4 separate regions of the Homo sapiens genome follow, and all the other regions are linked to region 3. The links are chromatin loops, found by intact Hi-C in ENCODE. Cell type or tissue: heart left ventricle. All regions are shown on one strand. Each heading gives the region's core, and the rest is flanking DNA. Links, peaks and the distances in the headings are about the cores only. Region 1 has its middle 17 kb from the start of LINC00309. Region 2 has its middle 28 kb from the start of MIR4433A. Region 3 has its middle 31 kb from the start of VPS54. Region 4 holds the start of LINC01805 (long intergenic non-protein coding RNA 1805).

Evidence for each region. Hi-C counts contacts between places; a loop is a spot of excess contacts. Peaks named below come from ENCODE experiments on the same cell type or tissue, not always from the same donor. Only the 100,000 strongest peaks of a DNase experiment are listed, where the experiment ranks them.
Region 1: it touches region 3 in a loop (3-fold over the local background); 21 of 110 quality-filtered maps call a loop at or near these places.
Region 2: it touches region 3 in a loop (5-fold over the local background); 99 of 110 quality-filtered maps call a loop at or near these places.
Region 4: a loop joins it to region 3, with 5 times the contacts of the local background. A loop is called at or near these places in 77 of 110 quality-filtered maps.

Annotation. Positions count from the first base shown.
Region 1 is chr2:64,218,213-64,226,157 of GRCh38, forward strand. No RefSeq gene overlaps it. Among named protein-coding and RNA genes, the nearest start is that of LINC00309, 17 kb to the left of the region's middle. In heart left ventricle, for the core only: no CTCF peak of the experiment used is centred there; no DNase peak of the experiment used is centred there; H3K27ac peaks cover 254 bases.
Region 2 is chr2:64,308,463-64,316,407 of GRCh38, forward strand. No RefSeq gene overlaps it. Among named protein-coding and RNA genes, the nearest start is that of MIR4433A, 28 kb to the right of the region's middle. In heart left ventricle, for the core only: a CTCF peak has its summit at 4,093; a DNase peak (open chromatin) is centred at 4,009; H3K4me3 peaks cover 1,028 bases; H3K27ac peaks cover 1,289 bases.
Region 3 is chr2:64,046,096-64,054,040 of GRCh38, forward strand. No RefSeq gene overlaps it. Among named protein-coding and RNA genes, the nearest start is that of VPS54, 31 kb to the left of the region's middle. In heart left ventricle, for the core only: a CTCF peak has its summit at 3,780 (motif pointing right); a DNase peak (open chromatin) is centred at 3,789; H3K27ac peaks cover 780 bases.
Region 4 is chr2:64,484,545-64,492,489 of GRCh38, forward strand. LINC01805 (long intergenic non-protein coding RNA 1805) reads left to right here and starts at 1,809. Exons shown (of 3, transcript NR_147011.1): 1 at 1,809-1,886; 2 at 4,191-4,298. RefSeq lists an enhancer at 1-720. In heart left ventricle, for the core only: a CTCF peak has its summit at 3,629 (motif pointing left); a DNase peak (open chromatin) is centred at 3,617; H3K27me3 peaks cover 314 bases.

The sequences.
Region 1 (7,945 bases), core at 1,406-6,405, 170 kb after region 3:
TCTCTACAAAAAAAAAATTTTTTTTAATTACCTAGGCATGATGGTACACACCTGTAGTCCCAGCTTTTCAGGAGGCTGACACACGAGGATCACTTGAGCACAGGAGTTGGAGGCTACAGTGAGCCATGATTGTGTCACTGCACTCCAGCCTGGGCAACAGAGTGAGACCCTGTCTCAACAACAACAATAACAAAATGGGTATGTGAAAACTTTTCCCGATAATGAATCTCTGCAGACCTTATGATCAAAAACACAAGCTACCACTTGACAGGATGAGGTGTGAGCATAACATACCAGAAAGATTTTAGCATACATGCCACAGTTCAGAAATCCAATGTGTTTTGTGAAATGAAGTCACAACTGGGACTCATATCCCAGTAATGCTGCCATTTCTCAAAATATCTTTAGAATTCCTCCAATCTCCTCACTTTATTTTAACATCTGATATTGATAAAGATATATCACATCGTCATCAGGCTTGGCTCTGGATAGAGTCCTACCATTTCAAAAAAAAAAAAAATAGATCTCTCTTTTTTTTTTTTTTTTGAGACGGAGTTTCATTCTTGTTGCCCAGGCTGCAGTGCAATGGTGCGATCTCGGCTCACTGCAACCTTCGCCTCCTGAGTTCAAGCGAGTCTCCTGCCTCAGCCTCCTGAGTAGCTGGGATTACAGGCATGTGCCACCACACCCAGCTAATTTTGTATTTTTAGTAGAGATGGGTTTCTCCATGTTTGTCAGGCTGGTCTCGAACTCCCTACCTCAGGTGATCCACCCACCTCGGCCTCCCAAAGTGCTAGAATTATAGGCGTGAGCCACCGCACCCAGCCTAAAAAATAGATCTATCTTAATATTTATAAATCATTGAATATTTTCCCTTCCTTCCTTTCTCACATAATTCATAGGCACCTAGCTATGCCAGTCACCCTTCAAGATGCTGGCAAGATAAAGTCCTTATCATCAATGTGTTCATATTTTAATACGGGAGAAAATAACAAAATAAGTTATAATATAACCTAAATTTGTCCAGGCTTCACCAGTCTATGAGTGCAAATATGGTCCTCATAAGAAAAATAACCCAGATTTCACAGGCTTTGGCCCACTTACGTATATAGGAACTTAGCTTCCTGCCAGCCTTTTCACAGAGACTCCCACACTGACCCCTGAGGCTTCTCTAGTTCAGCTCTCCCCTGTTCATAGCTGCTGCTTTCAAGCCTCAAGGATTCCAGGTATCTGGTACTTCTTCCTCATCTTTTTTTTTTTTTTTACTTTTAAAACTTTTATTAAATGATGGAAGAAAAAATACTACTTATTATACTAGTTTAAAGCTTTTCAAAAAATTCTAGAAAACATTTTACAGGGGAGAAATCGCTGCAGTAGGCAGCCTGACTGGCAGCCAGTGTCTCTCGAATAGCTTATCGTAGAGAATGCTTACTGTTTTCTAAACTGATCTGCTGTAAAAAGGAAGAGGCTAGTTTAACCCAGTGAGCAAATGTGGAGCCAAAAGACAGGAAGAAAATAGGGACAGCAGAGTAACAGACATTTTCTACTGAAGCTCAGCAAGCTGCCCCCTCTTTTGGAGTGAGGGGTTAAAAGAACATAAATACTCTGCTACAGATAGTGGTCCCTGGTCATCACACAGCAGCAACACACCCCATGAGGGCAGAAGTTTTGTCCATTTTCTTCATGTCTTCATCAGACCTAGAAGAGTGCCCGACACTTACTAGCTGCTCAATACATATGTGAACGTTGAATGAACAAATGTCAAAATAGGGTTAGTCCTTCAATCCACATTTCACTGTGACCCAGTTATCTTCTACGCAGAAATGGGGAGAATGACTCTCCCCTTGCTCATTGCAACATTTTGTTTTCTGCGTCCCAATGCAAAGGTATCTGGGCCCCTCTTCTTCCAAAATCCTTGATGATCATAGCCCTTTTCAAATTCTGCATCAGCTCCTTTTTGTAAGAACAGTTTTGGTCTTTGAGTAACTGCTGGGAAACAGACATACTTGAACCCCAAGTATGGCCTAGGCTCAAACTTAATCTCCTGACTTAATTACCAGTTAGCATGATAAGAGCTATACTAGATGCACATACAGGGACATGGGAAAGGAACAAAGAAACTGCAGACAGCAGGAAATCAGAGGGAGGAGGACAGATGGTGTAGAAAGATGATGGATGAAACTCTGCCTGCTTCGTGTTTTTGCTTTGTACTTGCTCCCACCCCCCAATTTTTACTTCATAATCTGATTGGAACTTCCTCTTCCTCATTTTGTAATTTCCTCTTTCCAAGTACATGATAGGTGCTAATTTTGTTTGTTGACTGGCTAACAAAGAGAATTAAGACCTTAGTGGAGTCCCATTGCCTTTCCCCTAATATTTGCTTTTCCATATTGATTGCTCTTTGGTTGAACTGGGATATGAAATACTGGATAATGAGAACACAATAAATCCTCAGTTGTTCAAATCAATCACTACTAATGGACGGCACACAATATCCCAAGCATTGTGCTAGATGGAAAGCCACACAGATTAATAAGGGTGCAGCTCTAAAGAAGCAAACAGTGTAGCAATAGTGATGAAGCATGCCAAGCAGCTAGACTGTAAGGTAGAAAGAGTCCTGTGGTGTACTAGAAGATCACATAACTTGCTATAAGAACACAGAGAACACAGAGGAAGCAAAGAGAAGTCTAGTTTGTAGGCTCTGGGAAGGTTCCATAGACAGCTAGGAAGAATAAACAAGATTTTAACCAGTGGAGATGTGTGAGGGAAGCATGCAGACAGTGGAAGCCCCATGAACAAATTCCATCTACAAAGGGACATATAGATGCTTCCAGTGGTTTCTCTCATCCTTTATCAGTTATGTGGCAGTCTCTTATGACATAACCAGTAGAATAGTTATGGCATGTTTTTTAGAGTTTGCATTGAAGGACAGGGTTTCATTGAACAATGCTGCTGGCAGTATTTTAAAAGAAAGATTAAAGTGTCACACTGCATGTGACTCTGTCTATCTAATTCTGCATACAAAGCAGATGGCTGTTAAATGTTTGTTCCATCCCTGGTATTGTTTGCCTTGTAAATGCTAAAGAGAGCTGAAACCGAGAATTCTACCACAGTAAAGGAATTTTTTTGCCTATAATTTGTTTATAACATATTCTGGGCTAACAGGCAAGCTCTCTGCTCCCTGGGGCTATGCTGTAAGTGCACACACATTCCGGAATGATCAGCCTTTTCCTCGCTGATGCTAAGAGCCCCAAAATCAATACATACAATCATTTATCACTGACAGATTAGCAATTTCTATTGATTTCTTCTGAAATGGGAATTTGCACACTCCACGGAGCTTTATTCTTTTAATAAGCAACTAGGCAATCAGTTGTAATTTCAGGTTTTGAAATGCTTTGGCAACAGTTTTTATGAAACACACAGAAGAAAAACAAGAAGGGGCCCTGGATAGTTTCAAAGTCTTGCGAAGATGTACAGAAGCGAATTTCGATTGCCTGCCTGTGCCAACAGTGTACCTCTGTCCCCTGAAGCAGATGCTCTGTCCTTTGCCATGAATCTAAGGACTACTGTTAATTTGCAAACTTCCAAAGTCTGGTGGGCTTCTTGTCTTTCTTCCCTTTCTAAAAACCATTGTCAACCTGGGATACAATCTTAGGCTGTACATCTTCAGAGACTAGCAGGCAGCAGTGTTTGGAGGATCCACTTTTAAGCAGGCTTAACCTAGCGCTTTTCAAACTCTCCTGGGGAGCCCCTTAAAATGTGGATTCTGATTCTGGGGTGGGGTCTCAGATTTTACATTTTCAACAGGCTCCCAGGTGCTACCTGTGGCAGGACTTTAAACTCTTTTCCCTGACAGAATTCCTCTTCAAGGTAGAAAGGACAGGTGTGAGACAAGGGCAGAGTGCTAGGCACTCAAAGGCCACTTGATGACACAGAGCCCTGAACAAATGTCCCACAAACACCAGCAATAGAACCAAAAAGGAGAGTCTGAGCTCTTCACTGATAAAGCTTGTTCATTTTTATGTGTATCTCTGAGGCAGTACGTGAATGGGATAATAGAAGAAGGGAAAGAAAATCAATCATTCATTCCTCTGTTCTGTACATTTGAATCCCCTACTCCATACCAGGCATTTTAGGTGCAGGAAATGTAAAATATAGTAAAAGTGGTATAGAAAAGTCTATTTTGGAAATGCAGATACTGAAAGCATTCCCCTCAACCTTTTTCTTTTGGTCAGGAAACTTACTCCAAGACACCCTACACACAAGGAATCCAGCCGTTCAGCATTCCCAGCAGAACAACATTATCTATCATTGTTCTTTGTGTTCAGAGATATTCTGGCAAAGATGTTACTATTCCTGTGTGTGAGTTTGGCAGAAAGCCCTAAGATGTGACCTAATTTCCAAATAGCTTGTCCTTCTGGTTAGCTGTTATTAGTAAAACCTGCTGTAGTTTATGACTCTACCTTATAGACTTCGGGAAAATCATCAGGAAAGCAATGGAGATTTCCCACCTGAATTAGCTTGTGTTAACTAGCTAATCTTTTTAGAATAGTAGCTTCTGCCCATAATTTAAAGAAACGATGTAGAAACCAATGCATTATCTTTTCTTTCTGGGAGAAGAGCTCTTAAAAGCCTGGAAGTGGAAGATCATTAGGTAATGTGTTGTTAGCTCAAGAAGAGCACATTGTGGTATACTTATAGTCATACTGTCCAGTGGGGAGAATGTTTATGTATGGACCTGTCTTATCATCCCTTCTACCCTGAGTGGATCTTGAAAGTTAAATTATAACATTGCATTATGCATAAAGGAGAAGGATGCTTTACAGAAAAGACATTTACCAAGCTCTTGAGGGACCATTGTGTGCTGATCAATGACAGATGGTGTTCAGCTTTCACAATGTAGGAGTGCTAAAGGATGTGGGGTCACAGAAAAGCCGTGGAAAATCCTAGAGTAAAATATGGTGCAAGTTGTTGTCAGTCTGGCACAAGAAGAGGAGGTACCGAGGAAATTGTACCAAACACCAAGAGAGGAAAGGAAACTGAAATGAAAAATGATAGTACTTCAATTTCTGAAAAACAGGCCTGCCCCTAATTTAGCTATGAGATGTTGGGTAAGTTACCAATGTCTCTGGGCCTTGCTCTACTAGTACAACAGAGGAGAGAGAAATTCTAGAAGATTTTCAACTCCCCTCCTGCTCTGTAACTCTGGTTCGCTATGTGCTAAATGCACCTTGAAATAAACACTTCCTTTGTGTGTGTGTGTTGCGCGGTGGAATCCTCACTTTACAGAAGAGGAAACTAAGGTTCAGAGAGCTTAGGAACCCAGGCCAAGCTTACACAGCTATTAGGAGGCAGAGCTAGAACTTGAGCCCAGACAACCTGACACCATAGATAATGCTTTTAAGCTTTATGTTGCCTTTATATGTCTAAGACTTTTATGGGTAAAGAAGGAAGGAATATTTTGTAACTTTCTTAGAAAATCAATTGTCAGGAGATCTCTTAAAAAATTTGTTACATACCTTCTTTTAGAATTCTTGACATTGGGCCGGGTGCGGTGACTCACACCTGTAATCCTAGCACTTTGGAGGCCAAGGCAGGTGGATCACTTGAGGTTGGGAGTCCGAGACCAGCCTGGCCAACATGGTGAAACCCTGTCTCTACAAAAAATACAAAAATTAGTTGGGCATGGTGGCGAGCACCTGTAATCCCAGCTACTCGGGAGGCTGAGGCAGGAGAACTGCTTGAACCAGGGAGGCAGAGGTAGTAGTGAGTTGAGATCACACCACTGCACTCCCAGCCTGGGTGACAGAGTGAGACTCGGTCTCAAAAAAAAAAAAAAAAAAAAGAAAGAATTCTTGACATATTGGAGAGTGGAGTTTGATCTGAATAAAGGAAGCTGTTGTAACTGACATAATAATTTAAGGTCCAAGAATTTAAGACATGAGATGAGAAGCACATACTTTCCTCCTGCCTTACTCAGCTCAATTAGTTGCAGGTGCTGATACATTTACTTTTCAGGTTTTTGTCTGGCCAGTTGAGCCCACTATGTTCAGGCCGGGCTGCCGAAAAGTAGCTGCACAAGTGATGGCTAGTGACAACTAGAATTCATGTTCCTGTCTCCTAAACTTGAGATCCTGGGAGTCTAGGGAAACGCTGGGCTGCAAATGGCAGCTTCTCCACATCCTCATCCAACAGTCTCCCATGCCCATATGATGAGGTTCTGGCAGAGTTTCCTGGTTTGACAGACATTCCTCCTGAAACTGAATTCTTTATTAAACACCATCCTGCCTGGCTGGGGCTATGATACCTCTCAGCCCTCGGAGGCAGTGTGTTAAAGGGCAGTTGGGGAGTGCCAACTTCATCATTTTTGCATATCTGTATACCACTTGTACATACTGTTATTTACTTATATTTGTCTTTAAATGGACTCACTTTTGAAATTAAATACCTTAATTTTTTAAAGAAAATGTCAAGTTTTATAGTTAATAAGTTTTGTATCTAGGTCTGTGATTCATGTTAATTTTCTAAATGGTGAGAAGTAAGGATTCAATTTTGTTTTTGCATACTGATATCCAATTATTCCTGCACTATTTATCAAAAAGACTATCTTTTCTTCACTGAATTGTCTTTGCACCTTCTTCCCTCTCTTTGGGAGTTAAATTGGAATTTTTGTTCTTCTTAATTGTTAGCTAGGGAGCCAAAATATGAGCTGCCATCCACCTGTCTTCAACCAGGACTCCTTCCAGGAGTACCTCCTGCTGCCCACCCATTAGTTTGAAATCTAAGTTTGCTAATACCTTTGAACATTGTAATTTAGTCTCTTATTGGCTTCTCTTTGGCCACTCTGCTTACTAATAAAAATCCTCCCTTTTCTTGAGAGTTTATAAGTACTCTGGCACTATCTCTGCCAATTCCTCACATTCTCTCCTTTTCTACCAACCTGCCTGTGATGCCCCAAAAGTTAAAACTTACAAAATAAGTTTGAAATTTTATAAGGGGTGGAATAGGGTAGCAAAAGGTTTGAATTTTTGTGGAGGAGAAAGCAACGTCATTAATTATTGGCATGTCACAAATGAGATTCACTATTTAAGGGCTCCTGTGGCCAATATGTTATTTCCGCCATAAGATTCCTGTTTTGGAGTAGCCATGTATATACTGTCACACATATATGTACATATACAGACATAAACACACAAACATACACAGATACCTGGAAATATTTTGTGCTTAACGATGACTTTCCTTCTAGTTAATTTACAGATGTATTTTGTAGACCTGCTATAGGGGGCAAAATTTTAAGTTATAGGATCTTAGAGACACTAAGGGATCATCTGGGTTGGATAGGTTGTCAACTCTGATAAATTGGTGGGGATGGCTTGGAGCATTGTATTGAAAAGGATTGCTAGGCTGAGTTTAGCTCAGCAGGGAAGACAGCTGTCATTGATTAGTCATAGACTCCCATTGCTGGGGGTGGTGGCATGTATATGGTGTATGACTAACTCTAAGACTAGGCCACTCTTTTCCAATGCCATAATCTCTTCTACACTTTTCTTGACAGCTGAATTCTACTCATTGTAGGAATTCTTTCAGTAATTGTGAGCTTACTATTTTTCAGGAATGCTCATTGCTACGTTGAACAGCTCTTCTACATGTTCAAGTCTAAAATCTATCTCACAGCAACGTCTAATCATGTCTCCTAATTCTACCGTTTAGAGCCATACAAACCCATTTTATACCTATTCTACATCACAGCTCTTCAATTATCAGAAGACAGCCATTTTGTAACCTCTTCTAGATAAAAACCACCATTTCTTTCAATTATTTCTCAGATATTGTGGTTCCTGGGTCTTACATCATCCTGGATGTTATTTAATTTTTCCTTGCTCCCTTTCAGGTGTGCTACCCAAAAGGGGGCAGAGAATTTCAGATAGGATCTGACCAA
Region 2 (7,945 bases), core at 1,498-6,497, 260 kb after region 3:
TTTACAGTGTTAGAATATATCTAAAAACATAACAAAAGCTTTTTTTTTTTGAGACAGAGTCTCGCACTGTCGCCAGGCTAGAGTGCAGTGGCGCCATCTCCGCTCACTGCAAGCTCTGACCTCCTGGGTTCAAGCAATTCTTCTGCCTCAGTCTCCTGAGTAGCTGGGATTACAGGCACAAGCCACCACACCCAGCTAATTTTTTTTTTTTTTTCTATTTTTAGTAGAGACGGAGTTTCACCACATTGGCCAGGCTGGTCTCCAACTCCTGATCTCGTCACCTGCCCGCCTCAGCCTCCCAAAGTGCTGGGATTACAGGCATGAGCCACTGCGCCTGGCCAACAAAAGCTTTAAAAAAGAGAAAAATAACAGAAACCAAATAAAAGTGAAATGAGATAAACACACCAGATTGCTGGGATGAATTAGTTGCTGCAATTGAACACTAAATTTAGTGCTGAGCTTCCTGGTAGGCAAAGCAAAATAAGCAATACATCAAGTTGTATAGTTCTCACTGGCAAATAAAAGGAAGCATAAATGTTTGCTTATGGATAGAAATATTTTCTAGCACTAAACATCAGTAGTTGTTTTATCATGTTTACCTTTAACAGAAGGTAACAAATGATAGTCAAAGATACTGCTCAATATCTTACTTTTTTTTTTTTTGGAGACAGAGTCTCACTCTGTCACCCAGGCTGGAGTGCAGTGGCATGATCTTGGCTCACTGCAACCTCCACCTCCTGGGTTCAAGCAGTTATCCTGCCTCAGCCTCCCGAGTAGCTGGGACTACAGGCACATGCCACCATGCCTGGCTAATTTTTTGTATTTTAGTAGAGACGGGGTTTCACTGTGTTGCCCAGGCTGGTCTTGAACTCCTGAGCTCAGGCAATCCACCCACCTCGGCCTCCCAAAGTGCTGGGATTACAGGCATGAGCTACCCCGCCTGGCCTCTTTATATTACCTTTTATATAATAAGTAGTATATTATAGGTACTATATACAAGATAATATACTGGGCAGTGTCTTAGACTATCATTTTCCAAAATATATGAATGCTTCTTCAAACTGTTCCTTTAGACACCTGGATGATACTAACAGAAGGGGTAAGTATTCCAAGACACATCATAGTTGTGTCATTAGGGAAATAGATTGGGATTAGGTGAAATAAACTTCTGGGTACCAGGCACCCAGAAGATACATGCATAAAATGATCCCAAACATCATGGCTGTCTTGCTCTTGCTGGAAAGCCTAAGTAAATTTGAGTGGAGCCTGAGGAAGACTACCTACACCTGTACTGATTTTCACAGGGAAGCACACACAGACATCCTCCTTCTGTTTTCCTCCAGAGATTTAACACTATGGATTCATAAAAGCCCCAACTTGGAAGCGGGGACAATCTGTATTCTAACAATCAGAGCCCCTGGGAACATGTGATGTTAAAGTCCCAAAGGGGAACGGGCACGGTGGCTCACGCCTGTAATCCCAGCAATTTGGGAGGCCCAGGTGGGTGGATCACGAGGTCAAGAGATCGAGACCATCCTGGTCAACATGGTGAAACCCCGTCTCTACTAATAATACAAAAATTAGCTGGGCATGGTGGCGTGCACCTGTAGTCCCAGCTACTTAGGAGGCTGAGGCAGAAGAATCGCTTGAACCCGGGAGGCAGAGGTTGCAGCGAGCCGAGATCATACCACTGCACTCCAGCCTGGCAACACAGCGAGACTCTGTTTCAAAAAAAAAAAAAAAAAAAAAAAGTCCCAAAGGGAGGCCAGGGAGGACTTCGGCTCATGCTTCCCTTTCCTACCATGTTTGGGTTACATCTAAAGAACCAAGACAACACAAACCATGTTCCAAAATGAGACCCACAGAGTCAGGAAAAAAACATTATTCTTAACCCCCTCTCCAAGATCCATATTAAAAATAGAGTTGAAAATGGGAGTGAAGGGACAAGGTTTCCAGGGAGGATTTTTGGAGAAGGCTCCAGTGCCTGTGCACACAGTGGGGAGAAATGGAGGATGCAGCTCATTCCTCTCACGATAGAGGGGCTTAAGGAGAACTTAATGTGTATCACCTTCAGTCTGGGGGCAGACTGGATTGGACCAGCCTTGAAAACCTCGAAGGTCTTCAGATGGAGGGGCGCAGACAGAGGGCTTTACTGGGCTAGGGGAAATGGGGAAAGGATGAAGGCAGGGACTTGGAAGCTGGCTCATTGAGTGCCCTGGGGGTAAAGGAACCTCAGCCAAGAGAAGCAGAGATGTTGCTGGATTTCCAGGAACCAAGGAAGCAGAGGCAGCTGCTGGGATTGCGATGCATCGACCTTTCACCTGCGACCCACAGGTGAGAGAACTCAGTGATGATGAAGGGGAGGGAGTTGCTGAGGAAGGTTGAACTTTAATAGCAGTTAAGTGCTGAGAAGGCCCACCCTGGAGCTTTCTTGCACCTTTCTCTAGTTCTCCTTCCTCTTCCTCCAACCCTGGGGCACTATAGTCAGCAGCTGAAGGGAGGAGAGGGCAAGGAGAGTCAGTCACAACCGCCCCACGCCCATAGTAGGCCTGAGTTGGGAGAAAGATGAGGACTCTAAATCCAGTTTTGAGTTTTTGTTATTCCACAGGAGTGGACATTTGATTTCTGAAAGGAGATTACATCTCATGGCTTCAGTGACTGTAGGACTCTTTTAGCTTAGAGGGACCAGAAAAGTCAGAGTCTGCCAGAATTTCCTCCCACAGCGCGCATTCAAGGGGATCCTGGAAGACCACACAAAGCTTCTGTGTTCTGCCAGCACGGGATAGCGGGACATGAGCAAGTCCAAGCCTGCCCCTGCCCTGGAGATGGGGCAATGAGGGCAGAGAGTCCACTGAGGGCAGGCTTGGGTGTGGAGCACCTTCAGAGAGGGGCCCTTCCCTAGAGACAGGGCAGGAAACCAGGCTCACTCTTTGGCACCCAGGAGTCCGGGGAGTGAGGGTGACGACAGCCACAGCGGAGAGGCTCCCGGCAGGATGGGGCCTGAGGAAGCCAGTGCATCTGCAAAGGCCTGCAGGTCAGGCCCAGCTCTCAGGGGCCCCGCCAGGGGAACCTCCTCCAGCAGATAACTTGAATGAAGGGCAGGCCAGACACCGAGGGAAGTTAGCCCAGTGAGGCGGCCCTTGTGCCCCAGGCTCAGGGAAGGAAGGTGAGTTCAGAATCAGAATCAAAAGACGGTGTAATTAGAAGCTGCAAGTGGATACACATGAGGGCGTAATACCTGCCGTCACGCAGCTGAGAGCGCTCGGGGCACTCTGGAAGAAAGCGCAAATTCAAAGTAATATTATCATCTTAATTATAATTAGAACCTGCAAGTGGAGTCTTGAAAGGCATTTATAGCATATCCTTACTTGTTTAGGTCAGCTTCCCAGAAAGAGGGGGAAAAATAGACTTGGACTTTTTTAATTTAGGCAAGAAATAGATCGGCCCATGCGTCAGGGCTGCTGTCTAGAGCCCCCTATGTGAGGGACGTCTTTTGGGGCTCAGTTTATTAAAGCTCTGCCTAGAGCCTAAAAGCTCAATATGGCAGAAAATAGGCTTTTTTTTTTGTAAGCTTTAGAGGGCTGCAAGCCAATTGGAAGCTTCCACCCGCTGTGAAGTAGTGAGACTGGTAAAATAGCTAGTAAATTACCCCTGACTCAGGGCCCATTGAGTGATAGGTCTGCAAAGCAGAGCACGAGGGGAGGACGGCCAACAAATATCCGGGGGAACCCCAGTTGTTCCTGGTTATCCCTTGGCTGATTGTCTGGACTGAGGATAATTCAGACTTGCTAAGCTTTTTCCTCTCACTTTCTACCCCTCTTAGAGGACAGGAGGCATCAGACAGGGGCCCGAGGGAGAAATGCTACCCCTTATTTAGCTGTTGTGGGAAGCTCTGGTGAAAACCCCATGAAAGCAAGTTGGGGCTGATGGTCACAATGAGGTCTCTGCTTCTATGGAATTCAGCCGCCCACGCTGCTCCCGTGCCCGGTCCCTGTGAACAATCCAGAAACAGCTGTGATTGGCAGAGCCACTGAAACCAGAGCTTCGTAGACGGGAGGAAAACAATCACGCCACTGTGTGGTGCAACTGGGTTTGCAGGCTCCCTGACAGATGAAGACAAATGTTGCATAACAGCTTATGAAAAATTGGCTTAAAAAAACTCTGCATACCTGGGTCATAGTCAATGAGAACTAATGTAGGTGCTTCTATCCCATCTCCTATTCCCAAAATTTAGGCACCCAATCTCCCTTGGTTTCCAAGGGCCCCTTTCATGCCCAGCTCTGCCCTGTCTCATGCTCGAAACCCATTTCTTGATCCCCTTTCCCTTCTCCACTCAGCTCCTACGTTCCAAACTTACCTACCCTTAGACCAATTCCTTAAGGACTCTGATAGTTTGACAATCAGCAGTTTGGGACTAACGTATCTCCTCTTCCAGATAACATTCGATCCTACCTGGAGCTTCACGGAGTTGTGCCCTCATCTAAAAGGAGGCTGTGGGGGAATGTTTGAGGCGCCGTCTGGCCCCGGGGGGAGACAGTTCAGTGTAGGGCGTCTCTCAACAGCACCAGATGCATACAAGTCTGAAGTCTTGGAGCATCAGGACTTTTTTTTTTTTTTTTCAATTTTGCTCTGAGCTTTTTGGCGACTATCCTTGCTCAAATAAGTTTTTCTCTAAGTTTCTAATTCATAGGTTTGTCATGATTCACATTTAAAACAAATTTTAATCATTCCCACCTCCCCTCCCCCCCCGCCCTTAAGTGTTGTAGCAGCTTTTCCCCTGGGTGGAAAGAAACCTGGAGTCTGTTCCAAAAACTTTGGAAAAGGAAGCCCGGATCTCTCCAGTGCTCACTATATACTTTCCATGCACGGGAGTGGTTTACTGTAGCAAAGAGTATTTTGTTATGCCTTCTGGGTAATTTTGTGCAAAAATTTACAATGTCAAGGGAACATGGTTATTAGGAGCAAACCGTACAACTCCTTATCTGTTTCTCCACAGGCGCTAGCCATGGGGTTCAGAGCCAAGTGCCAGCTCTTCCTGCTAAAAATGTTCTCAATTTGGTCTCCGCCAGCAGTGAGGACAGCAGTGTGAATGTGTGAATTCTTGCTCCAAACTGGCTAGAACCAAGTTTTGTAAATGTCATTTCTTGGGATGCTGTTTTATCTGAGAAATCACATTTCACCAGCAGCACTGAAACTAGCTGATGATGCCATAATAAGTTCTGACTCCTGCAGGGAGAAGCTCTTTGAGGCCCTTTTTCAATACAGCTGACATGTTTTTCATTTAAGAGCCTTTTTAGGACAAGTTTAAACTCTCACATCACTCTATAAATCTTATGAAATGAAAATCAAATTCAGTACAGTTACAAGCTGTTCAATTCTATCTCCTTTATAACATTTATAACTAATATAACAGAAAATTTAAAAACCCTCTTTTGTGCTTTCTACCAAGGCGGCAATATGGACTCAATATACACAAAATGTAGAACTGAAAATGAATTACATGTTTAAAATACAGATTTTTACACAACAAAACAACAGTCCTGGACCTCCTCCTCCTTAAAAATTAATGTCATAATCTCCAAAGCATTTTTGGTCATGCAAAGTCACTATCAGATAAACCTCAAATTCATAATTTCAAGATAAGAGACACTGCCTCAAAATGGAAGAAAATGTCTTCTTCTAGAATCATTAGGTATATTATTTTACTTGGTAGGTTACTTGAAGCCGGCAGTTAAACTGGTCCCTAGATATTTATTAACCTAAGAAAAGACACGGGAAAATGTACTTCATACAGTCTTCAAGCAGATACTCCACTGTTTTAAAATGAATTTCATTAAGGCTTATACTCAATACACCTACTATACATGTGTATTTAAAATATAGTTTTTCCACTAATTGCAAGATTTAGTGAAAATGTGGCTTTGGCAGGCAATGAATAATAAGTATGCTACATATTCAGTAAAGTTAAAGTTGGGCTTGAAAATAACCATTTATTTATTGTTCAGATTACAATAAAATCTTGTTTGCCTGGAACTCAGGCTACTAGGAATATCAAATAAGAGAAATGTTTTGGAAATGTTCTGCTTTTACAGTTGTTAGGATGTGACTAGTAACTAAGTTGATAAAGAGGTGTATGTAACTAATAAAAGCAAAAACTTCTAGGTTGCACATTAATAGCTGTGTAGCTTCACCCCAGGCTCTTCGCCATTTGAGGATATAGTCCTCTGTGCAGTTTCATGCTCATGGGAAGACCCTGGATGGTTCTGAAGGGTTGTGTGCACCCAGTGCCTAAGTACAACGCCCCCAGAGCAAAGAGGTAGAATATGGTAGTAGCTAAGTATGTGGACTCCAATGCCAGTCAGTCTGAGTTCAAAACCCAACCATACCACGTACTCACTGTGTGACTTTAGGCCACATTGTCAACCTCTTTAGCCTCAGTTTCCTTATTATGTAAATAAAGTTATATCATTGGATTGTGAAGACTATACTAGTGTAGAGTGTCTAGCAGCACGCAGGCACATAGAAGGCACTCAATAAATGTGAAGATTTTTATTCCCAAATGATCCTTTTCCAATGGGTCCCAAGCTTCAGTCTATATCTTAGTTTGACTAGAGATGTGATAGAACCATATTCAGGAGAATTACCAAGGAAACACCTGTCACCTTTCTATTACCCCAGGTGTAGCTCCTAAAATTCCATCACTTGAACAAGTGTAAACAGAGAATATATTTGGACATTAAACATAGTGTTACTATTAGCAGAAACAACATCTAACACCTTTCTGCAAGTGTTCCATGTTCTGTCTCAGGAGCCAGTTGGGATATGGGATTCTGGCCCATCTAAAACCCAGAATTCCCAAACGCCTGTTCTGAATGTCTCCAACCACCAGGATCACCAATCCACTTTGGCCCTCTACCAACTACAGATTTTCTCACTCCTCCTAATGATTGCGTACTCTTGATTTAAGAGAAGCAGTTCTCCTTTAATCCAAGCCAAGTTAGAGAAAGCATGAAAGAAACATTCACTTCTCTTCCCAACTTGGCTGTCAGGTTTTTGGGAGTTGGCCAGGAGGAAAGATGGTCCCACGAGGAACTGCAAAACCAAGTGTCAACTGCCTGGATGCCGCAGGCCATACACACTTCTGGGGTAATGCTTTTCTCTAACATTCAAGTGAAGTGGCAGGAACCCCCATCCCACATTTGGTGGAAGCCAGCATGTCTCTTCCCACAAAGTTTGCTGGAACTCTTGAGGACCTTCCCGTTCTCCTAGTCTCCTCTTGCTCAGATTTCTCCATTCCTCTGCACTCCTGAGTGAACCCCGTGTCTTTCCTTCTAAGACTGCTGTGTTCCTCATATTGCTTTGTCCCATGTTGGATGCTGCCCCAATTCCTTAGCTTTCTCCAAAGCACCATCCACACAAGGCTGGGCTGTGCAGCAGTGTTTGGAGCAAGCAAGGGGTTGTCTGCAGTACAGCTCAACACAGGGACAACAGTTGCCATTGATGAGAAAGCCCATCCATTATTCCTGCCCTGGGGACTGTCCTGCTGACTGTATTACCCCTTAGGCCCATCCTGATGCTGTTTTCTCAGGTCCCTTCTTCTCTCTCCAGGTCCTTCTCCCTTCTCTAAGAGCCAGTCTTCTCCCCCAAATCCTGATTTCTTTCTTGTGCATAGAATCTGGCTCTCCATAACCTTATGTCCCACTAAACTCAGGTCTACCTTTGCAGACCGACCAGCCCACCAAAGTGCTTTGCTGGGCAGAGGCTCCACAAATGCTTCTGCCCTTAAATTGCATAAAGATCTGACAGCAGCCTTGAAATTCATACATGGGACATTTGTTTTCCCCAGTCTCTGTAAGAGGGAGGAAGACTGTATATCTGCTAGGATAGAACATAGGTGTGGCTCAGAGTCACACAGACCCAAAATGACAGTGGCTTACATGAAGTG
Region 3 (7,945 bases), core at 1,190-6,189:
TGGGCTGAAGCCCAAGACTGTGCATTTCTATTAGGCTGGTGCAAAAGTAATTGCGGTTTTGATGGCAAAAACCACAATAACTTTTGCACCAACCTAATAACAAGCTTCCAGGTGGTGCTGGCGCAGCTGGTCTGCAAACCACACTTTGAATGGCCAAGTTCTGTGGCCTCTTGTCCTTCCCTGCTAGCTGGAAATTCACCTTATAACAAATTCAAACCCACTTTGGTCCTTTGGGCTAAAACCGATCCAAGATTTAAGATGTTCAAATTGGGATGGTTAACTGATCCCATTACATGTTCTGCCCTGCAAGTTAGAATGCGGACTTAAATGAAAAATTAAACTATAGTCAAGATTTTAAAAACAGTTGAGGCTGGGCAAGGTGGCTCATGCCTATAATCCCAGCACTTTGGGAGGCCAAGGCAGGTGGATCACCTGAGGTCAGGAGTTCGAGAGCATCCTGGCCAACATGGCGAAACCCATCTCTACTAAAAATACAAAAATTAGCTGGGCATGGTGGCAGGCACCTGTAATCCCAGCTACTTGGGAGGCTGAGGCAGGAGAATCACTTGAATCTGGGAGGTGGATGTTGCAGTGAGCCAAGATCGCACCATTGCACTCTAGCCTGGGAGACAAGAGCGAAACTGTGTCTCAAAAAAAAAAAAAAAAAAAAAAAAATTGAAAATGTGACCCACACTCTCCATATTCATTCATACTCTCTATGTCCTTTGATTTAACCAGTATTCTTGTCATACCTTAATCTCTTCTTAATGAATAAGATTTAAAAAGATGTATCGATGGAAATAATGTGTTAAACAACTTATCTGTTGACATAGCAAATAAGTAGAATTATTTTAGAAAGCTATTTAGTAATCTGTATCAAGATGTTGTTTTTTTACACCAGAATTGTTTCAATGTTTGTTTTACCCCATATTCTCATTCTTGATAATTTATTATACAAAATTATAATATTTGCTGAGCATTGCCACATGCTCTTCACTGTAATGGATTGTAGATTAACTTGCAGTAAGGAGAAAAGCACTTTCCACAAACATATTTATTTCAGTATGAACTAAAATGAAAAACATAGGAAACTAAACTTCAACAACTAGGTAAATTTTTATATAACAACTCAAAGGAATAATTCAAGACATTAAAAATGTGTAAATTATAAAATTGTGTGTTAAATGAATGCAAATAAAAAACTATAGAAGCAAAAAAAAAAAAAAATGAAAGTTAAAGAGGCAGAATTTTAAATAAAATGTTGCCTTAAAAGTTACTTGAGGCTGGGCACCGTGGCTCATGCCTGTAATCCCAACACTTTGGGAGGCCGAGGCGGGCGGATCACAAGGTCAGGAGTTCGAGACCAGCCTGGGCAACATGGTGAAACCCTGTCTCTATTAAAAATACAAAAATTAGCCAGGTGTGGTGGCAGGCGGCTGTAATCCCAGCTACTCGGGAGGTTGAGGCAGGAGAATCGCTTGAAACTGGAAGGCGGAGGTTGCAGTGAGCTGAGATCGCGCCATTGCACTCCACTCTGGGTGACAAGAGTGAGATTCCACCTCAAAAAAAAAAAAGTTATTTGAAAAACTACACACACACACACACACACACAAATGTGTAGAAGGATCAGATAATACAAGGCTTCATTTCATTTCTTTGGCTGTTGAGGCAACTTTTAAAAAGCCTTCTCTTACACCAACAAAAATATTCTTGTCCTTTCCTGCTTTCATAGCCTACATCTTCCTGTTTGTGAATACAGGTAGGAGATGTTGGAGTGGCAATCTGGGGCTCTCCCGTGGTTTACAGTGAAGAAAATAACTCAGTTTCATCAAGAGGCTGGCAAATGTTTTGCAGATATTTTACAATTGTATCAACCATAACAATGCCACAGATTCTACAAGGCTAAAAACCAGGCAGCAAGGCATTTGTCTTTCGGCTATTTTTGCTTAGAAGTTATTGGTGTTTGGCCTTATTTTCTTATATTGTAAACTTTTTGGATATTGGATATTTAGTTGTAAATGTCAGCTTGTTTATATTTGAGTTTACTCAACATTGGAATCCCTAAGGAATTCTTGAAGTTTGATAAATTCCCAGATACAACGGCACAATTCAGGGAGAGGAGTTTAGAGTCGTGAGTACCCTTTGCAGGAAGATAATGGTAAGCAAAACCTACTCTTAAAAGTTGTGTTGGGGGGTAGACCACAGTAGCTGATGGATGGTGAATGGTCTCAGGGTGGGAGTGGAGAATGGAGAAGGAAGAGGAGGCTCTGGGGCATAAAATGATGGGCCCTATACTAGCACCTCATTCTTGCTTTTACAGGGGAGGGAAAGACTTTTCCTCTACCCTCCTAGGTTTAAAATTTGAGTCTGTGAAACAAACTGACAATACGCAGATTAACCGGAGAAAAGGTATACAAATTTATTGCATGGATGGGGCATCACAAGAGAAAAAAAAATGAATACCCAAAAAAGTGGTGAGATTTGGGAGCTTATACTGTCTTCGTAGGGGAAAGAAGAAGAGGGATATGGACAACTTAGGAGAGGGTAAATAATTTGGGGGAAAGAATGAGCCCTTAGGGAGATGGAATCGTTTGTAGCAAACTCTTACATTCTATTATAGATGTAATAGAAGTGGTGTCCACTTCTAATCTTCTGTCCTGTTGTAATAGTCAATCTTCCTGGTTGATTAACCTACCAGAGAGGGGAATTAATGACAACTGAGTTCATTTTGGAGGATCTGTCTTCAGGCAGGTAAGGGAGAGTTCAGAGAAAGCCTCTCCCTGCATTTGCTGTCTTTCAAGTGTCTTCAGCTTCAAATAATTAGTATACCAAAGTAGCATATTTTGGGGTGGCATGTCCCAAATGCCTTTGCTTTCTTTTTTCTGAGTTTGGGAAATGTTCTTCCTTTTCTTGGGCACACTGTCCCCACCAAAGACAGAACAAACAAACAATTCAAGCTTTTATGCAATGAGATAGACACTGTGCTAGGCCTGCTCCCATTTTTGGCCTCCTGCAAAAATCCCAAGGAGCAACCTGGGAATATTTTTTTTTTTTTTTTTTTTAAGATGGAGTTTCGCTCTTGTTGCCCAGGCTGGAGTGCAATGGTGCGATCTCAGCTCACTGCAACCTCCACCTCCCAGGTTCAAGCAATTCTGCCTCAGCCTCCCAAGTAGCTGGGCCTACAGGCATGCGCCACCACACCTGGCTAATTTTTGTATTTTTAGTAGAGACGGGGTTTCTCCATGTTGGCCAGGGTGGTCTCAAACTCCTGACCTCAGGTGATCCGCCTGCCTCGGCTTCCCAAAGTGCTGGGATTACAGGCATGGGCCACTGCGCCCGGCTGCAATTTGGGATTTTTGTAGGAAATCAGGAACAAGGCTCAGGAATGCTGTCCTGAAAATGATCAAATCCTTTCACCTGCCTGTCTTGCTAGGGGCGTGGAGAATACATAAAGGTACACAGAACTAGAAGGATGGAGGAAATAATGAGGCTGTCATGGGAGATTTCCTAAAGGTTACTATGAATTAGCTAATTTGTGATACCTTGTTGCTAATTGCTGAAGAGAGGCTGCTCTTTTATTCAGAGTTATGGCTATGCCAGTTCCTTCTGGGCACTATTCATATGCATGAGTTTGCCTCTTGTTCTACATCAGTGCCTCCTGGTTTGCCCTCCTCTTTACACTCTTGACATGCAGAGGTGAAGGCAAGTGTGGTTGTGCTTTCGTTAATTTTGTATGGGAGGAAGTGGTTGTTCAGTGACCTTGGAAAAGCCCAGTGCTGATGTTTTACAGCAGGTGGCAGCCTTTCCCTGGGAGAGAAGACAGAGCTAGTCTGATCTAATGCAAAATTGTTTAGGGTTTTATTGCTTTTCCTTGATAGACGTGTCAAGTGATTACCTGACCCTGAAGTTGAAATTGGCTTTATCACAGAGGGAAGAGAAGCAGAGATCCTAAGCCCTGGAAAAGGGAGTGTAAACTCACTTCTGGGGCTCAATCCCACAGCTGCTGCCTCTGAAGAAACTGGTGGCTGCCCTCAGGGAGTCTGGTCAAGTTCAGACACCACATGGCATCTCTGAGCAAGGGCCCACAGAGAGACACGGATTGGAGCAGGGAGACACAGATTGAAGCAGATCAACAATTATCCTGCTGTATTTTGTGAAGGAGGGCATTTGATAGCAGAAGTACCCCCCTTTCCATTCCAGATGTGTAAAGCAGCCTTTTTTTTTTTTTTTTTTTTTGAGATGGAGTCTTGCTCTGTCACCCAGGCTGGAATGCCATGGCGCAATCTTGGCTCACTGCAAGCTCCACCTCCCGGGTTCACGCCATCCTCCTGCCTCAGCCTCCCAATGTAGCTGGGACTACAGGCGCCCACCACCATGCCCGGCTAATTTTTTTGTATTTTTAGTAGAGATGGGGTTTCACCGTGTTAGCCAGGATGGTCTTGATCTCCTGACCTCGTGATCCGCCCGCCTCAGGCTCCCAAAGTGCTGGGACTACAGGCTTGAACCACTGCGCCTGGCCGCAGCCTTTTAAACTAATCTGCCAAATGGTTTTCTTAAGGTTATTCAGTTACTTGCATTCAAATTTGCAAAGTGCTTAATAAAAGGAAAGGCAGACTTGGTGGAGAAGCTTGATGCTGGAAATACATCCAATTTGTTTCTGAATTCTTTTTTGTCTTTTTTAATTTTTTGTTAATTTTAATTTTTTTGAGACAAGGTCACACTCTGTCACCCAGGCTGCAGTGCAGTGGCATGATCTTGGCTCATTGCAACCTTCGCCTTCCAGGTTCAAGTGATTCTCGTGCCTCAGCCTCCCAAGTAACTGGGACTACAGGCGCTCACCACCATGCCCATAGGAGTTTTCTGTATTTTTATTAGAGACGGGGTTTCACCATGTTGGTCAGGCTGGTCTTGAACTCCTGACCTCAAGAGATCCACTTGCCTCGGCCTCCCAAAGTGTTGGGATTACAGGTATAAGCCACTGTGCCAGGTCTGTTTCTGATTTCTTAATGGTAGGATTGTATGTATAATTTATCAATAAAGTGCTATGTAGAAAACATTATTCAAAACTTAGCGTAAATGAGTAGAGATTGACCGAAGTCCCTATAGATGAATCTACTTTATGCCTAAAGGAAATATGGGTGATTAGACAGGGATAGGAGCAGACAGAAATCAAGGGACTAGGTGGGACTATTGAAATTAATTAAAATTGAAATGAAAAATTCAGTTCCTAAGTTGCACTAGCCACATTTCAAGAGCTCAACAGCCACATGTGACTAGCGTCTACCATGTTGGACAGCACGGATAATTGACCATTTTTATCATCACAGAAACTGCTACCAGATAGCAGTGGACTAGAAGAAAAAAACAGGGAGTGTGGCCAAGTGAAAAGGTGAGTAGTTAAGAACAAACCCTCCCTGTAATGCTAATTATTGAAATACTAATTCCTAAGTGTGGCAGGAGTTTCAAATAGAGTATCTCATATAATCCTCATACTGATCCACAACCACAGTAACGCTGCTGACATTTGTTGAAACCTTTTTACTACTGCAGGCCAGGCACTAAAAACTCTGTTGAACTGTTTGGGCTCGGAAAACAATACCCTAAAACAAAGACCTCAGAAAGCAACCTCAGAAACAGAAGTTTTTCTTTGACCTTCTCCTGCCCTCCTGTCTCTTAATCCTTTCTCCACTGAGGCCAGCCGCAGAAACTAGAATCCCTCTTCCCGAAGGTGGGTCATAGAAACCAGAACCCCTTTACCCAAAGCTAGTCATAAAACCTACAATTTTACTCTAACTTTCCCTCCACCTTTCTGTATAAAAACTGGCCATGAAGAAATTATCTGACCTCCCTTATTTGACTGTAGGACATAAGACCCTGGTTCCAGAGAGGGTCCTGTCCCACACCCAGAAGGAAGGAATGCGTGCTCAGAGACGCCAAGAAGAATCTAGACGGACAGGCCTTGCTGGGTTTCCCCACTCCGGCCATTAGATCTTACCCTTTTTGTCCAGTCATGTTCCTATACAGCTGGCCATACTTTGTTGAACCTAAGCATAAAAATGACAATTTCCCCTGCGTGTTTTGGTCTTCATTCTGAAGGCTCTTGTGTATTCCCGTTAAATAAATTTGAATGTCTTTTCTCCAATTAGTCTACCTTTTTTGAGTTGGTTTTTCAGCAAACCTTCTGAGGGCCACGAGGAAAGCTCTCCCTTGGCCCCTACGTAACTTGCTGGTCTTTGCAAGAACTCAGTCAAGTTGGTACTATTATTGTTCCTATTTAACAAATGAGGAAACTGTAGCAGAGAGGGACTTTAGTAACTTATCCAAGGTTACCTGGCTTGTAAGGAATAACTGGGACTCAAACCCATGTCTTTCTGGGCTGTAACAATTACAGAGAAAGCAAGCAAGGAAAATACCTAGCACTCTCTTTATGTGAGTCAAATTTGCTTTTAAGCCACTTTTCCCTAAGGCAGGCCCACCTCTTAGATTTTCTGTCACATAATTGTCTTTCTGGCTGAAGAAGAAGGCATTATGCCAATTCTGAGAGAGTAACAATGACCCCCTGTTAGTCAGGATGTGAGCCGCTTCCTTCCCTCTAAAGCAGAGTCTGCTGCTGCACAAGGGAAGTTGGTTTCTCAGAAGCTCACCTTTGTAGACACAAGTCTGTTTGGGTGACATTTTTTAAGTAAAATATTCTTAAGATGAAAATGAAGACTAGAAGTGTACATGGGAGATGCTCTTTTCTCTAGGTGGTGAGATTAAGAAAAACTGTTTTTCTATTCATCCGTATTCTGTAACTTTTCTACATGAATATGTCTAAAAAATTTTTTTTAAAAAATCAAAGCCAGAGACTGCATGGGAAAAAATTGTGCCTTGGCTTTTGTTAATAGGCTTTTGATAAGATAGTAACTACTTTAGTACTAATAGCCAATAAAAATACATTTGGTTGAGTGCTAAATACTTTAAACAATAGCAGGGGAAGTGTGGAATTTAATTATAAGGTTAAAAAGGACACTAAACAATGTCCAGATACTCAGTGCTTCTCTGCAGATGGAGACACAGTTGTTTTGTGTTCATGGCCCTGTCTTTTAAATTTTTTTTATTTTTATTTTTTTGAGATGGAGTCTCGCTCTGTTGCCCAGGCTGGCATGTAATGGCTCCATCTCAGCTCACTGCAACCTCCGCCTCCCAGGTTCAAGCGATTCTCCTGCCTCAGCCTCCTGAGTAGCTGGGATTACAGGCATGTGCCACCACACCCAGCTAATTTTGTATTTTTAGTAGAGATGGGGTTTCTCCATGTTGGTCAGGCTGGTCTTGAACTCCCGACCTCACGTGATCTGCCCGCCTTGGCCTGCCAAAGTGCTGGGATTATTGGCTTAAGGCACCGTGCCCAGCCACGGTCCTGTCTTATGTCGCACAGTTCAAAGTGAGGCACAGGCTGGTAGATAAAAAACAGGGAAAGTCATGAATCACAATATTACTTTTATCATCAATTAGCAACAAATGGTCTCTGAAAACTAATAAACTTGGCATGGGGAAAGAGAGAGGTGATCTTTTCAAGCTACAGTGCATGTTTGTTCTCCCAGGTGAGACTCATTAAGTAGAAGCCATGTTACTGAGAATTTGCAAATATAAGCAGTATGGAGGCAGAAAAAAAAAAAAGAGGCTGAAAACTGGTCAGTGCTTGCTAAGGTTCTTTTCTCCTACAAAATTCTAAGATTTTGTGATCGTTTTAGTTTAGTAGTATGTCTTTATATACTTTTAAAGTTATGTACTCTTAAGTTTCTATACATTTTAAAGCTAGTTTTCCCTAAATTGATGTGCTGCTACAGGGTATCTTAGACTTTTAGTTAAATCTGTAGGTGAGTCCACTATAAAATGCTAGCCAAATGAAATGGTAGCCAAAAACATTTTCAAATACCTAAGTATCCAGAGTGAGTACAGTTTA
Region 4 (7,945 bases), core at 1,694-6,693, 440 kb after region 3:
AATACAAAAATTAGCCAGGCGTAGTGGCGCAGACCAGCAGTTCCAGCTACTCAGGAGGCTGAGGTGGGAGAATCACTGGAATCCGGGAGGCGGAGGTTGCAGTGAGCCAAGATCGCACCACTGCACTCCAGCCTGGGTGACAGCGAAAGACCCTGTGTCATAAAAAAAAAGAAAAAGAAAACAAAAGAAAGAAATTAATTTCAAGTACACCAGGAACAATTGAGGCCATCATATTCTGAAGCAGAGATAAAAGATTTGAGATTAAAGAGAAAGTGCAAATAAACTAGTGACATTTTCCTGAATCCTGGATGCTGCTTTCACCCCCCAAAGCTAATGTATCTCCCTTTTTCACTTGAGATAATTTAAATTGGGTTCTGTCACTTGCAAGAAAAAGCATCTTGATCAACTTAGCTACAGTTTTTGCATCTACAAAATCAAGGAGCTGAACTAAATGATTTCCATGTTTTTTTCATATTTCAAGTTCTAAGATTCTGACTTAAAATGTCTGATTTTTTACTAAGAAATAGATTTTTTTAAAAGCGAGGAAAGAGCAGGAGAAGCAGCCTGAAAGAAAAGGAATGCAGAAGAGGGAGACAGGGTCACTCCTGGGACCAGTGAGAGCCAAAGACCAACTCTGCCTGCTGCATGATTTAGACAAGACTCCCGATTTTAACTCAGGACTGTAAGAGTGCCCTGCAAAAGGACTCACGCCTCTAGTGATCCCAGGTAAGGCCCACACATAGGTTTCTCTGACATGCTGTTGGAGTCATGATGACACAGTAGTTGAGGGCATGGGCTTTAGAGGCTGCTGCCCCTGGATTCAATGATTATCATTTTCATCACAGCATTTACTGAGCGTTTATGACATACCTGGAAATATCTCAAGACCCAGCCTCTTCACTTACTAGCTATGTAACCTTAGGGAAGTGACTTAACTGCCACAAGCCTCTGCTTCCTCATCTGTAAAATGGGTGTCATAATAGTTTACTTCTCACAGGGATGTTGTGAGGATTCAATGAGTCAAGAACAGTATCTGGCACGGGCTCAAGCATCAAGAACAGTATCTGGCACGGGCTCTTCCTAAAATGTTCCTCCTTGCCTTTTACACACAGCTCAAATACCAAACATCCACAAAACTTCCCCAATTGTACTCCACCTCCTCTGTCTCCCCCGAGCACTTTGTTCCTGCCTGCTGGCTTTCTTTCTGCACACATTATTTAAGAGGTAGAATGATCAGGATTTCTAGCTCTGTATTTCATTCACCTGCTCACAAATCTATCACCTGTGTGGCTCACCATACCTTATCTTTGGGTTCCTGAAGCGTTGGTCAATGACAAACACACAGGATCTCAACAAATTTAAATGGATTGAGTAAATAATATTCAGCCATCTCTCAAGATCAAAGCAGACAGTATGATCAGTAGTACGTGCCACACCTTTTGGTTTCACCACCTCAGTGAGCATTAAGGATTTTTGTCAGGCGAAACTGATGTGTGATTGTAAAGCTGCTCCTCACATGAAACCACCAATTGCTCAAGCTAAAAGTAACAATTCCTCACAGCTGGCAGGCCAGCCCATCTGCAACTGGCCGTGGAGCCTGTGTTAACGGGTGCGGTGCTGCTAGTTTGGAAGCTGACCAAAGAGACAGTAAACACAAAGGTTGCCTGGGTGCATAAATACAAAACGAGCTCCTCCTTGCCTCATCCCCGAAACAGGCCAGTCACAGCATCAGGGACTCCACAAGTGTCTACTTGTCAGCTCCTGTCAAGTGCAACGGCAAGGACCTACCACCCTCAAGCTGCAGATATTAAGGATGAAATTGCAGGAGCTGCGGTTTTATAAGAAGCCAAACATTGTGTGCATTCAGAAAAAGATATTTTTCTAAGGTGAGTACATGGCAAGGTCATGTATACGGAGAGGAAACATTTCCCCACTTCTGGCTAAAAGAAAATGTGTTAAACGTGTTCACCCGGCTAACTACAGAAAGAACCTCTGGGGACAATCTGGTATGCCGCATGAGACTGACCATGTGGCACCTCATTTCTCATTAGTGCAAATCTTAGGGAAGCAGTACAAAGTGCTTTTGAACCTATAAGGGAAATGAGACGGATAACTGGCTGGGGTGGCATGAAGTTTTCTAAGTAAATAGTGGAATAAAATGTATGAATATAATTTTTATTCCCTTGTGTTGATTAGAATTCAACTCGAGGGCATGGTAAGGCTTACAGGATCACAATGGTGATCTCTCAAATGACTGGAATTTTTTTAAAAAAAACTCTCTTATTCTCAATTCCTCTTTTCTATCTGTGTGTTTTTATTAATTCACTCATTTATTTATTTGTACCCTATGCCATTCCTGAACGCAATGCAGCCTTATGCTCTGCAGGCACTGGGGAACTGACAATGGCTTTTGAGCAGGGCAACTACATGATCAGACATGAATTTTAGATGATCTGGAATCAGCGTTGAGGATGGAACTAGAGAAGACAGAGGTTGGTAGTCCTCCAGATGAGTCCTGACTAGATACCATGAAGGAGAGAAGACACATTATTTAAGAGGCAGAATGATCAGGATTTCTTGACTGGGTGACTGTGGACAGTAGCAAAACAGTGAAAAAATAACTAGAAAGTGACTTTTTCCATGACTTTGTGAATGATGACACTAACTCAAGCAGATTGACAATATAGGAAGTGGACCAGTTTTGGAGTATGGGTAGTAGAAAGCTCGAGGAAGTGCTTTAGAGAAAGGCGCCATATAATGATGCTAAGATTTCAATTCTCTGTCAAGTTGCCAGTGCAGGTGACAGAACATGTGGCTAATGAAGGTCTACTCTTGCTCCCTGTGGGCTGATTGCCAGCTGCACCCTTTGAAGTTGTCCTACATCCTCATCATGCCTGATGGTGACCGCTAGGCTCACTAGAGGAACTTTGAGAGAGTGTGGAAATGGAACAGTACAAGCCCAGAGACATCCTTAGGGACCCAGCCAGAAGGCCTCTCCTACCGATGGGATGGTGGGATTGGAGCAGTGCCAGTTTTGCTTCTTCTTAATTTTTGAAGGGTGGGCAGAAATCTATTGCCAGTGGAACACTGAGTATGCAAGGGTAGATGACCTCACAACTAGGGTGACTGTCCTCAGGCCCTGCCTTGAGTACTGTCTCCCAGTCTGTCTTCACAGCTCGAGGAATGGATCAGGGAGAAGAATCCTCCTTTCCAATCATCCTAGTCTCTCTCTTTCCCCCCAGACACCTTCTATCTATCTCGGAGCCTCTGCTGCTCTTTCTGTATCCCTGGAATGACTTCCTTTTCTACACTGGGTGAGTCTCTGAGCTGGGATACTTCCTGGAAGGGAGAGCCGTTATCTGCTGGAGCAGTCAGCTGTGGACTCGCTAGGCTGTGTCTATGACTGCTGCACAAATAGAAGGATTTCGTTCAGCTTGGGAATTTTTTGTGTATTCTTTACCTATTATCTCATCTTGTTTCTAAAAAGATTCGCTGCATCTTGCAGTATAACAGGAGTTGTTTGCTTTTATTTTATTTTATTTTATTTTATTTTATTTTTTATTAGAGGGACTGGGGATGCCCTCCTTGGGGCTGAGCCAAGGTGCAAAGGTAGAGCTCCCCCTGCTGGCTGACTTTTGCTCCTGCAGCCCTCGGGCGTCTGACGCTTTCGCGTTTATGAAGTCTTGTAGTTTCACAGGGGAGAAAATCAGTGTCGCTCAGCTTCAGGAGGTTCGCTTGCTTTCAGAAACAACGGTCAGTGTGACTGTTGGACTGAACATGCTTAAAACTCATTCCATCACTTTCTGTCATTATCTTTCACTAGCTCTTGCACAAATATTGAGGCTCTTAGTTTGTGGGACATTGACTGGGCCCTGACCCAGAGGCAAGCATTTTGCTAGCACCAGGAACACTAAGGCCAAAGAGACACCCTCCCTGACGTTGGAGACCAGCATAAGCGAAGCTGCCCTCTTTCAGATAGGAAAGCCCTTGTCATCCCAGGATGGGGACACTCAAAATGAAAGGAGCTCCCTAGACAGGGCCCCAGACCCAGGTCCATTCAGGAATAGGGGGTATTTTATCACGAGTTAACTTTGAGTTATCCTGGCCCCTCCCCTAGGCTGACCCGGCAGGTGGGAGGGAGAGTGAGGCATCCTGAAGGCTGCAAGCCTGGCTGGCTGTGATCCACGCAGGAGATCTACACCTCAGAGCACTTCCTCCCACTGGGCAGTGGACCACTCGAGCAGCGGTTCTGAACACCTGATCCCCAGACTCATCGCAGCAGCAGCATCTAGGAACAGGTAACACATTCTCAGGTTTGAAAGGCGCTGGGTGTGAGGCCCAGCAGCCTGTGCTTTAGCAAGCCCTCTAGGTAACTCTGACAGTTAAGGACGTCCAGAGACAGCGGTGTGGCCACCTCTGGGAGCCCTACGTGACAGCTCAGCTTCATGAGACATGGCTTCTTCTGCCTCACAGCAGCCACAAAGCCATAGCATTTCAGAGGTACCTATTAGATACCCCTCCCTTTTACAAATGAGAACACCAAGGTGCAAGAATACATGGTTCGCCTAGGGCAAATCTGTCAGGGGATTTCCCCACCAGGCATCCCAATTTACACCAATAGAAAAGGGAGGCCAGTAAAAGAGACCCTTCCCGGGTTCCTCAGACCTGCCTGCTCTGGGTGTCAGGGCTCTGCACAGCATCTAGTGCAGATCTGTCTCTCCCGGGCCTATGACTGGGTCACCCTGAAGCTCTTGGCCCATGGTCTTCCTCTCCTTGGGGGTGATGTCGCATTCCACTTTCTCCTTTTTGATCGCACTGGTCCTTGCTGCCACTCACTCAGAGATGGAACATAAAGGGCCCAGCTGTGAAAGGATCACAATGAGGTTTGGTTTTTAAAATCAATCCCCAGCATCTAAAAATACTTGTCAATCACAGAGAGATAGGAAGTCACTAGAAAGACAGGAAATGTTTGAGGTTGGAAATGCATCCCCTCTAGCCTGGCCATATGGTACAGATGCCCTTTCAGATAAGTGCCAAGGTCTTGTCAGCTGGCTAGAATTAAGGCAATGCTCTGCCTCCCCTCCCCACAATATTTACAAGCATTGATTTTCTAGAAGGGAAGGGGTGGGGAGGGAAAAAGGAGAAAAGAATAGCATCTTTATTAATATTATTATTTTTGTGCACATCATCAGAGGGGTTGGGTCCCAAAGGGGAGACTGCACTTTGAAAACACAGCTTTCTCTCAAACAGCAGAAAAATGATGGGCTCACAGTGTGAGCACTGTCCATGCAGCCCTGCATGATGGGTGAGGTGCTGACTCAGGCAGAGAAGAAATTTCTGCACCTCTCCACTTATTATTATTATGGTCTTTGCAAAAGGCTCGATGCTCCCTTGTTTGAAAAGATCACTGCACTCTTTCATCCCTGATGCAGTGAACAGCGGTTGGGGAGCACAAAGGAAAAACTATTTTCTCACCAAATGTGAAGGAGTCATTTTCCCAGGAGGCTTTAATCAAATGCTATGCCGGATGTATTGAGGAAGCAGTGCAGGGAACAGTCCGTACAGGAGGACGGCCTTTCCATACTTGCCTTCTGGAGAGGAGGGTCTGGGCAAGCCTGTTCCATCCAGAATGTTTCTGCAGGTATTGGTGGCATGGCTAGATTTCAGAACTGTTTTAAAGAAGAGAAAAAGGGGATCTTTCAGCTGGTTTGGGAAAGGGAGCCTGGAGTGCTCATCACACACACACTCTCACACACACACTCACACACACACTCACTGACACACACACTCTCACACATACTCACACACATGCTCACACACTCTCTCTCTCTCTCTCTCTCTCTCACACACACACAGAGAGACACTCCGAGCTACTTCTGCTTTGTTTTCCAGATATCCCACCTCCTCATTCTAAGTAGCCCTTCTATTTCTTGGTCTCAGGAGGGGTTTCTTAAAAGATAAACTCTTTTCGTGGTATAAATAAGAGTTTAATCTAATTGAGGATATAATATTAGATATTCTGGAAGTGGGGAGTATTTGGGGAAAGAATGGGGGTTGAGCTGAAAGAGGGGGAAGATTCATGGGTTCACTGAGGATTGGGACCTATGCTCTGTGTCCTCCCAGTGCCCCAGGGATACGGCAGGGCCTCTGGGAGGAGTGGCTATAGGATGTGCCCTGGGCAGCCAGGTCTAAGTGTGAGGATAGCCAGTTCACAGAAAGAATGCAGTCCTAAAAAGAAATCAGATGGGCTGAGTTTGAACCCAAACTCTGCCACTTGCTGGCTGTGTGACATGGGGTAGTTACTTCCCTTTATTGCCTGTTTCCTCATCTGTAAAACTAGGACTATTATTCTACAAATGTTTAGGGCTGGGCGCAGTGGCTTATGCCTGTAATCCCAGCACTTTGGGAGGCTGAGGCAGGCGGATCACGAAGTCAGGAGTTCGAGACCAGCCTGGCCAACATAGTGAAACCCCGTCTCTACTAAAGATACAAAAAATTAGCCAGGCGCAGTGGTGCGCGCCTCTAATGCCAGCTACTCGGGAGCCTGAGGCAGGAGAATCACTTGAACCCAGGAGACGGAGGTTGCAGTGAGCCGAGACTGCGCCATTGCACTCCAGCCTGGGTAATAGGGTGAGACTCTGTCTCAAAAAAAAAAAAAAATTATTGAACTATATACTGGGTACTATTCTAGGAGTTGAAAGAAAGAATTAAAAAACTGGAGGTCCTACCCTTACAGAACTTACATTCTAGTGGTGGGGGGAGGGGGGCAGATGAAAGACTCTATTAGTAGGTAAATCACACAGCATGGTATGCTGGACGATGATAAGGGTTATGGAAACAAAGTAGAGCTGGGAAAAGCAGAATTAGAAAGGGAGGGGCACAGATACTGGTGGTCAGGATATGCTCATTGAGAAGGTAATATCTAGGCAAAGCCTTGAGGAAGATGAGGGAGAACCATAAGTTATCTGGGAAAAGAATGTTCTAGATCAAAGAGTAGTTGCCTCATATAAAACTATTTATGTAAAGCACTACCAAGTCCCTGGCACGTTAGTAACATTCCATAAACGTTAATCGTTGTCATTATTTTCATGGCCAAGTAGGGCCCAGCAGCTACCATGTGGGCTAGAAAAATGAGCACGTCCACAGTAATCAGCATGCCCTGAGCTGGAGGGACTCCTCCAAATGATTGGTTTTAGATGAAGTCCCCAGGACCTTTGTTTGACTCAGGGGTAAGGGGAGGAATCCCTAACAGTGACTGAAATTACATTTCCCTCCAGGCCTACCAACAGGAGACTGAAGTCAGATTCTATTCTGATTTAAAGAAAATAAGGTAATGTTGCTTTCTGACTTGAGCTGATAAAGTAAGATTCTTACTCATGCCCGAGAAAAATGGGAAAAGTCTGAGAAAGGAAGACATGAGAGGGTCCTAGACTGAAAGACCTAAAAATGTCTTGATGCTGCAGATTGATATGACTTTAGCAAGGCAGGGACCAAGGGCGGGGGTGCGGGGAGACAAATGAAAGGCAAAAAGGAGTTGAGGTCAGAGAGAAGAAAAATATATTGGAGGCTATATCTGAAGTTGCTACAAGTAAAATACAAGCAGCTCTGGCAATAAGAGCAGGGCCCGAACATATAGCAAGAGCAGTCAACCCCCAAAGGAGGTAGGAGCAGTAGACATCATAAGTCAGAGGGGTTGGTGATACCAAGGCCAGAGAGTACCACGTGGCTCCAGGGAACCAAGTTTATCTAAAGTCAAAAATGTTTAGCCTCCATTGAAGGGGTGGGGATGGGGTTGGGGGGCTTAAATGTGTTAGAATCCCAAAATGTTAGAATCCCGGAAAAGACTTTCGTGCTTATTTAATCTTACACCCTCCTTTTTCTATGTGAGGAAACTATGACTCAGAAACAGAAAACAGCCAGTCGGGAGTCACATTCTACTGATCAG